Linked DNA regions of Homo sapiens: regions 1 and 3 are each linked to region 2. Evidence: chromatin contacts called from ENCODE Hi-C or POLR2A ChIA-PET data. All regions are on one chromosome and are shown on one strand. Each heading gives the region's core, a stretch centred on a gene start or an enhancer-like site at or near the end of the contact. The rest is flanking DNA. Distances are from core to core; before and after follow the strand shown. Region 1 holds the start of ATOX1-AS1 (ATOX1 antisense RNA 1). Region 2 overlaps FAT2 (FAT atypical cadherin 2). Region 3 overlaps LOC105378231 (a long non-coding RNA gene).

The links. Hi-C counts contacts between places; a loop is a spot of excess contacts on that map. ChIA-PET counts read pairs that join two places held with the same protein, here RNA polymerase II (POLR2A). Pooled maps may share reads with other maps.
Region 1: a loop to region 2 is called in a map of CD8-positive, alpha-beta T cell, with 1.9 times the contacts of the local background. The contact joins the promoter of ATOX1-AS1 here to the enhancer-like site in region 2. A Hi-C loop is called at or near these places in 14 of 168 maps with a recorded cell type or tissue (CD4-positive, alpha-beta T cell, CD8-positive, alpha-beta T cell, Caco-2 and 9 more), 24 of 37 single-sample maps with no recorded cell type and 24 of 50 pooled maps. POLR2A ChIA-PET finds 5 or more read pairs at or near these places in 3 of 52 experiments (PC-9, T-cell and activated T-cell).
Region 3: a map of sciatic nerve shows a loop between it and region 2 (5-fold over the local background). The contact joins two enhancer-like sites. A Hi-C loop is called at or near these places in 33 of 168 maps with a recorded cell type or tissue (CD4-positive, alpha-beta T cell, CD4-positive, alpha-beta memory T cell, CD8-positive, alpha-beta T cell and 28 more), 37 of 37 single-sample maps with no recorded cell type and 38 of 50 pooled maps. POLR2A ChIA-PET finds 5 or more read pairs at or near these places in 4 of 52 experiments (BJ, SK-N-SH, activated CD4-positive, alpha-beta T cell and 1 more).

What each region holds. Positions count from the first base shown.
Region 1 is chr5:151,751,801-151,754,500 of GRCh38, forward strand. It overlaps ATOX1-AS1 (ATOX1 antisense RNA 1), which reads left to right and starts at 1,280. Exons shown (of 4, transcript XR_007059008.1): 1 at 1,280-1,509; 2 at 1,873-2,322. The region is part of intron 1 of ATOX1 (antioxidant 1 copper chaperone); the gene reads right to left.
Region 2 is chr5:151,507,096-151,509,795 of GRCh38, forward strand. It overlaps FAT2 (FAT atypical cadherin 2), which reads right to left. Exons shown (of 24, transcript NM_001447.3): 23 at 59-516. It also overlaps a transcript of SLC36A1 not described here. Among named protein-coding and RNA genes, the nearest start is that of MIR6499, 14 kb to the right of the region's middle. Within about 2 kb of position 1,361, at least 3 of the 41 ENCODE cell types and tissues checked have a DNase peak (open chromatin) inside an H3K27ac peak, as active enhancers do.
Region 3 is chr5:151,646,138-151,648,837 of GRCh38, forward strand. The region is part of intron 1 of LOC105378231 (a long non-coding RNA gene); the gene reads left to right. Among named protein-coding and RNA genes, the nearest start is that of CLMAT3, 29 kb to the right of the region's middle. Within about 2 kb of position 1,399, at least 3 of the 41 ENCODE cell types and tissues checked have a DNase peak (open chromatin) inside an H3K27ac peak, as active enhancers do.

The DNA of each region.
Region 1 (2,700 bases), core at 30-2,529, 240 kb after region 2:
CATGACCCGAGCCCTGTAGAGTGACCCCCACACAGTGCCAGCAGACAGGCCCACTCAGGGTCAAGACAGAAGACAGAGAGACTGGGCAGGACCTGGTTGGCATCAGACTCATCAGAAGCCTGTTTCTGAGCCCGTCTCTTCAACTATAGAGTAGCTAAGAGTTTCTACCTCACAAGTTGTATTCAATGGAATCATCCCTATAAATCCTTTAGCAGTGTCTGGCACATAGTAAATAGAATCACCTGGAGATCTAGTTTAAAATGCTTTTTCCCAGTCCTACCTTCAAAACACTGATTCTTGAGCTATGAGCTTTGTCTCAGGGCCACCAGTAACTCTGACAGGGATGGGCCCCCATACTCTGAGCAATGCTGATCTGGTGGGCCCACTTATGAACCACAAAATTATTTTCTGCACTAGAGTCACCTACAGCTTGCAAAAACTACAGGTTCTGGTCAGCAGGTCTGGGCTGGGGAATCTGTTATGTCTACTCATTACCCCAGGTGATTCTGCTTTCATCCAAGGGCCGCATTCTCAGAGGCAGCATCTGGGTCCAGGGAAAGAAAGGATTGCCTGGGTTCCCCAGTGGGTTGGAGGCCAGGCAGGAAGGGATCCCCGGCTCCTAGTCTTCATGTAAGCTCTACATTCTACAGTCTCTAGGATATCTAACAGATCAAGGGTCTGAAGGTAAGCTCCCAGAAGACAGAGGTTTTGTTCAGTTCACTACTGGATTCCTAATACTTGGAACAGTGCCTGGACAGAGTAGGTGCTTAAAACTTATTTTTGAGTCAATGGATAATTGACATGGCTGGTTTGAACTTCTGGATCTTTTGCTTTGCTTTCACACAAGGATTACTTATACCAATACTTTATTTTAAAATCTCTGGAAATGAGACCATCTGAAATCAGATAAATATGGCTTCAGATACCAGCTCTGGCACTACTAGTTGCATGATCATCAATATGTTACTTCTCTGTGCCTTAGTTTCCACATCTGAAAATTGAGGGTAAGAGTCCCTCTCTAGATTTGTGAATGGGATGAACACAGGATTTTAAGTACGGTTAGCCAGCATCCAAGATGGCCTCAATGATCTCTGCCTCTGGTATTTATGCCCTTGAGTAATCCCATTCCACATGTCTCGGGTTGGTCTGTGTGTCTTATAGAATATGGCTTGAAGTGAGGTTATGTGGCTTCTGAAGCTATCACAATGTCATAAAGGACACTGTGACTTCTGTCTTGCTCCATTTCTGGGGTCACTTGCACTAGAGGAAGTCAGCTACTAAATTACAAAGAAATTCCAGCAACCACAAGGAGAGGTCCACAAAGTGAGAGATTGAACCCTCGAGCTAACAAGCATGTGAGTGAGACATGTTGGAAGTGGATTCTCCAGCTCCAGTCAAGCCTTCAGATGAATGCAGCTCCAGCCAACATCTCACTGCAGCTTTATGAGAGCCTCTGAGCTGGAGCCACTAGGCCAAGCTGTTCCCAAATTCCTGACTCTCAGAAACTGTGTGAGTTACTATAAATATATTTGTTGTTTTATACTACAAAGTTTTGGGATAATTACTAAGGAGCAATAGATAACTAACACATTAAGGAAATTAGAGCCTAGTACTAGGTTCCGTTGGGTAAAAGGTTAGCTATTGGATTATTAATTTCTTCCATTTGTCTCTCCTGTTTCCCTTCAAAAATCAATGGCTACATTTTTCATGGAGCACTTCAAAATATTTGAAGTCTATTACCTCAGTTGGAATCCTGGGTGTAGTGATATATCTTGCTAGAAAACCACAGGCAAAATCTCTGCTCCAGAAGGGCTCCAGTTCCCTAATCTATACCAAAAGGGTATTAGCTAACTCAATTTTTTTCAACTTTAGTGTGCATAGGAAGAATCTGGGGACCTTGTGGAAAGTGCAGCTCCCAGACACCTGCCTCAACTGACTCTGTGGATGTGGAGCGGGCCCTGCCACTCCCCATTTTTAACCTACTGGGGAGAGAACGGGAGGCAAAACTACAAACCTGAAAATAAAGTGGCTAAGTGGCTTCTCAAACTCTTTCCAAGTCTCTAAACACCGCTGAGTCTGGATTGTCACTGTGCTCTACAGAGGAAACGAAGACCAAGAATTAAGCAGCTCGATTTTCCAGTGCAGACTGTTTGACCTTTGTGACTAGTAAACCACTCCTTTTATTAAGGCCAAATCTGCAAAATCTGTCTTAAAGAAAATGGTCAGTCTTTCCTTTCTTCTAAACATCTCTGATTTTTTCATCTTGTTTCCTGACTATTCACAGACAGCAACAATAACAGATTCTGGAAAGAAGGATTTGTAGTAAGTATTACAAAATCTTGTCTTTAAAATGTGGTCCTCAGCCCAACAATATGAGCATCACCTGAGAGCCTGTCAGAAATGCAGAATCTCAGGTCCCTTCCCAGAAGTCCGGAATCAGAATCCTCATTTTAACAAGACACCCAAGTCATTCCTCCCCACATTACAGTCTGAGATGATGCTCTCCTCTATTAAAAAGTTTTTTTAGGCTGGGCAATGTGGCTCATGCCTATAATCTCAACACTTTGGGAGGCTGAGGCAGGTAGATCACCTGAGGTCACAAGTTTGAGACCAGTCTGGCCAACATGGCAAAACCTGTTTCTCTACTAAAAATAGAAAAAAAATTAGCCAGGCATGGTGGCAGGTGCCTGTAATCCCAGC
Region 2 (2,700 bases), core at 111-2,610:
TAGAACCACCACCCACTTCCATCAATCCCAGAGGCTAAGCGTCTCTGGCTATACTGACCCATCTCCTCGCTGGACCAGGTTCTCTTAATGACAGGCTCATTGTCAGAGTGGGAAGGGACCGCAGCTGGCGGGAGTCTGGGGGGCACACTGCAGACCACTGGCCGTTGCTTAGAATTGGGTCCAAATGTGACGAGTTCATTTGGAACAGAGGCCTTGCTGGGTTCCGGTTGGTTGAGGTTGTTGCAGGAGCTGGCACTCAATGGGTTGAGCTCGATGGCAGGCATGGCTTGGGTGTCAACACCAACACTCCTGGCCAGGAGGTCTGGGTCCTCCATGGCCACAGGCTTGTGAGACTTGCAACGGCGGCAGTAGAAGAGAAGCCCGACAGTGCTTATGATAATGAACGCCACGGCCACTGTGATGATCAGTAACTCCTGCTGCCCCCAGTCCCCCCTTTGGATCTCGGGAGTGACTAGGCAGTGTCCTTCTGAACAACCCCTCGCCTCCATTTCACACCTGCGGAGACAGAGTAGTCAGGGGGCCAAGTCATGAAATTGCCCTTTCCATGTCCCCTCTTACAGAGATCTATGGGATAGAGACTGCTCCCCCCAAAACCTACCATCTCCCGTTTTTCACCCCCCAAAAAAGTAACTATCAAGCATATCAACATCAGAACTTTCCACCTTCCACCAGTAAAGTATGGGTCTCAGCTACATCCTCATTTGTGACCATTAGGATCTGGGAATGTCTATTATTTTTCCAGCAATGAGATCTAGGCACTGTATACACTCTCTATCATGAGGTCGGATTTCCTCCCATATCACTGCAGTAGAGACATCGACTCTCTAGCAATGATGTCAGGGTTCCAGATACAAGTCAGCATTGCCCAGTTATAGCAGCCAGGCACCAATGTTCCCTGCTGTGCTTCACCAGGAGGTCACAGGAGCCAACGTGGTCCTGCACAGATCAGCCACCTTACAATGGGCAACTTGCTCAGAGAAAGCATGCGAACTCTCAGGGTACCTCTAGCTTGGCATTCCATGGTGTGAAGCTCCAGGGAAACTTCTGTGGCCAGCTTTATCCACTTTTGAGGGCTATTGGGAAAGTTTGCCCCATCCCATTTGAGTCCAAAACATTTCTCAGTGCCCGAAATGTCACTACCAGTTGTTTGTTATTTTGGGTTAAATGTTGTTTTCCCCAAGGTCCTCTTTTAAAATGCAGACACCACTTTCAGCTGTGAAATGTCCTCCCAACACATCTCGTGAACGAATAGCATTCCCGACTGCAAAGCAGGGCAGGACACACCAGTTGCTGAGAAAAAGGACTGAAGTCGACTGGGCGCAGTGGCTCATGCCTGTAATCCCAGCACTTTGGGCAGCCGAGTCAGCGGGATCACTTGAGGTCAGGAATTCAAGACCAGACTGGCCAGTATGGTGAAACCCCGTATCTACTAAAAATACAAAAATTAGCCAGGTGTTATGGCACATGCCTGTAATCCCAGCTACTTGGCAGGCTGAGGCAGGGGAATGGCTTGAACCTAGGAGTCAGAGGTTGCAGTGAGCCGAGATTGTGCCATTGCACTGCAGCCTGGGCGACAGAGTGAAACTCCTTCTCAAAAAAAAAAAAAAAGGACTGGGGTCATCAGCATACCCAGAGTAATCATGGGAAAGCCCTTTCCCTGCCTGGGCCTCAGTTACTGCAGCTGTAAAATGAGTGGGTGAACTACATCACTGGCTCTTATACACAGGCTAATAGCAAAGGGATCCACTGAGAGCTTGTTAAAAATAGAAGCTAGGCCCATTCTTGGAGATTCTGATTCAGTTGGTCTAGGCTGGATCTTGGAATCTATATTTTTCATGTCTCTTTCATGATTCTTTAAAGGCTCCCAAGTTTGGGAGCCCTAAAACCAGATAATTGTCAAAGTCTCTTTCTCTCTAGGATTCTAGGAATGACAGTTTCCCTTGCAACTGCCACAGCCCCACACAGTATGAGGCACAGACAGCTGGCAGTGGGGTTCCAGGCACAGCAGCACCTGCCCAAGTGGAACCATTTTCCCCAGGTCACTGGGAAGTTCAGGTCCAGAGTGAGAGAATAAGCACTTCAGCCATTTTCAGACTGCAGCAAGGACCAGAACTACCTGAGGAGCTGGTTAAATGTACAGATTGCTAAGCCCCAGCTTGTGATTCTGAGACAGTATGTTCAGAATAGGGCTGGGGAAATCTCTAATAAGCAGCTTCCTCCTCCAGAAGTGTTGTAATGCAGGTGGTTAGAGAGAGACACCCTAACACAATGGTCCACAACCCCTGGGTCACGGACCCATACTGGTCGGTGGCCTGTTAGGAGCCGAGCTGCACAGCAGGAAATGAGCCATGGGTGAGCAAGCATTACCACCTGAGCTCCGCCTTCTGTCAGATCACTGGGGGCATTAGATTCTCACTGGAGCACAAACCCTGTTGTGAACTGTGCATGTAAGGGATCTAGTTTGCATGCTCCTTATAAGGAGCATATATCTAATGCCCGATCTGTCACTGTCTCCCATCACCTCCAGATGGGACTGTCTAGTTGCAGGAAAACAAGCTCAGGGCTCCCAACTGATTCTACGTTATGGTGAGTTGTATAATTACTTCATTATATATTACAATGTAATAATAATAGAAATAAAGTGTGCAATAAATGTCATGTGCTTGAATCATCCTGAAA
Region 3 (2,700 bases), core at 149-2,648, 140 kb after region 2:
GTTGACCGCAGGGAGCAGGGTGTGGACAGCTCTGAGTGTGTTAGCTAGAATATCAGAGCCTTGCTGAACTTGCTCATTTTCTGCCCATCCCAGCTGTCCAAGCACTAGAGGCAGCCCCCTGGGTCCACCCCACCCCACCCTTCAGGCAGGCAAGATGAAAGGACGGTGGCTCACATTGTGTAGTCTAGTCCCCCAGGAGGTGCCTCTGATGCCAAGTATTCCTGTGGCTAACAAGCCCTGGTTGCAGGGGTGGTGGGCAGGGTGGCACAGGGAGGTAGGGGGTAGCCCTCTCTCTCCTCCTCAGCTTCCTAAAAGCCATCTGTTCCAGAACCCAAGCATTGCTTCCCGCTACACCCAAACCACCGCTACACCCAAACCCGTGGGACTGGTTATCCCCAGCACACACAGCTCTCTGTTGCTGCTTGTGTTTGTTAGTTGGCATTTGAACAGTTCTCTGTGGTTCAAGTGTGAGGGTGGCCTGGGGCAAAATGAGATTGGCAGAGGTTGGCATGGATACCACACCTCCTTCCCACTCTCTTACCCACGAGCCCAGACCCCTAAACTTCCCCCTATATAACAAACACCACCATCGCCTGGAACTCCCTTCCCCTTCAGGACCCCATTCTTTACTTTTTCAGATGGCTTATTGGAGAAACAACCTCTTCTAAGGCATGAGATGTTGCTAAAGTTCTTTTTCATAGGGGTCCTCTGTGGACAGCACACCCAGGACTCATGAGAGGATAATGGCTGGAAATTACAGGCATGTGGCAGCTTCTGAGGGACAGATGGAAGTAGGTTATCTCCTCTGCTCTTACAGTAAATCTTAAGTTTTTCTATACATTGTCACCTAAGGTATGTAAGATTTTCTTTTCTTTTTCTTTCTTTCTTTCTTTTTTTTCTTCCTTCTTTTTTTTGAGTCAGGATTTCCCTCTGTCGCTTAGGCTGGAGTGCAGTGGTACCATCACAGCTCACTGCAACCTCTGTCTCCCTGGCTCAAGCAATCCTCCCACCTCTGCCTCCAGAGTAGCTGGGACAATAGGAGTGTGCCACCAAGCTTGGCTATATTTTTTTTTAAGAGATGGGCTCTCACTAGGTTGCCCAGGCTGGTCTCAAACTCCTAGGCTCAAGCAATCTGCCCGCCCTGGACTCCTAAAGTGCTGGGATTATAGGCGTTTAGTGCCTGGCCCTCTATTCATTTTCTATTCAGCAGACACTGGGGTGCACTGGCCTAGCAGGGGTGAGAACTGACTTCTTAATCAACTCAATGACTCATGTGCCATGTCATCTTCCCTTTTGGGAGAACCTCAGTTTTGTTGTGTGATGGGGTTTCATTGAGTTATTGCCACCGGGCTCACAATTTATGAGGCAGTTCTCTATTTTTTAAGAACTACCCATGAAGCTAGGAGACATGAGGTTCCTCCTGACTCACTCTGTTTCTCTGCTATTTGTGGTGGCTATCATGGAGGTAGGGCACTTCACAGTTTGCAGGGTGTCCAGACTGCCCTGACTTGATTCAGTGTTCAACAAATATTTTTGAGTATCTCTGAAGTGCTCGGCATGGTGCAGGTTCTGTGGATACAAGCATGAGTGAAGTAAGTGGTTTGGAAATAATGTGCTACGGAAACGAACAATGTATTCAAAAGGTGCACAATGGCCTGGAGCAGTGACTCAGGCCTGTAATCCCAGCACTTTGGGAGGCCAAGGTGGGCGGATCACCTGAGGTCAGGAGTTTGAGATCAGCTTGGCCAACATGTTGAAATCCCATCTCTACTAAAAATGCAAAAATTAGCTGGGGGTGGTCGGGGGGCGCCTGTAATCCCAGCTACTCGAAAAGCTGAGGTAGGAGAATGACTTAAACCTGGGAGGCAGTGGTTGCAGTGAGCCGAGATGGTGCCACTGCACTCCAGCCTGGACCACAACATGAATGAAACTCCGTCTCAAAAAAAAAAAAAAAAAAGAGAAAAGGGGGGTGCACAAGTTCCTTGCAGATGGAACTTAAGCTATAAGGTGGGAATGAATACAAAGAGCCCAGGGAGGAAGGTAAGATGAGGATTACCACTCCCATTTTACAGAGCAACCTTGGAGACACCGACTGACCATTCTAGACTGACTGGTTAGAGGCTCCCTCCCTGAGAAAGTGGTGTTTTAGGAGAACACTTCCTAACAAGAAGAAGCCAGCTTTGGGAAGAGCTAAAGGCAGCTTGCGCAAAGGCCCTGAGGCAGGAACCAGCTAGGCCACTGGGTACATTTGAAGACCAGAAATAAGGTCAATGTGTCTGGAACTTAGCTACTGCAGGATATGAGATTCAAGAGAAAAATAGGGTTGAATCATGAAAAGCTTTAGGGATTTTGTTTTGAGTGTAACAAAAAGTCATTGGTGGTTTTTGTTTTGTTTTTGTTAATTGTACCTTTTTAAATGATCATGCTAGCTGCTGTAATATTGTCACCAGCACCACTTTGTACCTCTTTTTTTTTTTTTGAGATGGAGTTTTTCTCTTTCACCCAGGCTGGTGGGAAGTGGTGAGATCTCAGCTCACTGCAACCTCCGCCCCCCAGGTTCAAGCAATTCTCCTCCCTCAGGCTCCCGAGTAGCTGGGATTACAAGTGTGTGCCACCACACCCAGCTAATTTTTGTATTTTTAGTAGAGACAGGGTTTCCCCATGTTGGCTGGTCTCAAACTCCTGACGTCAGGTGATCCG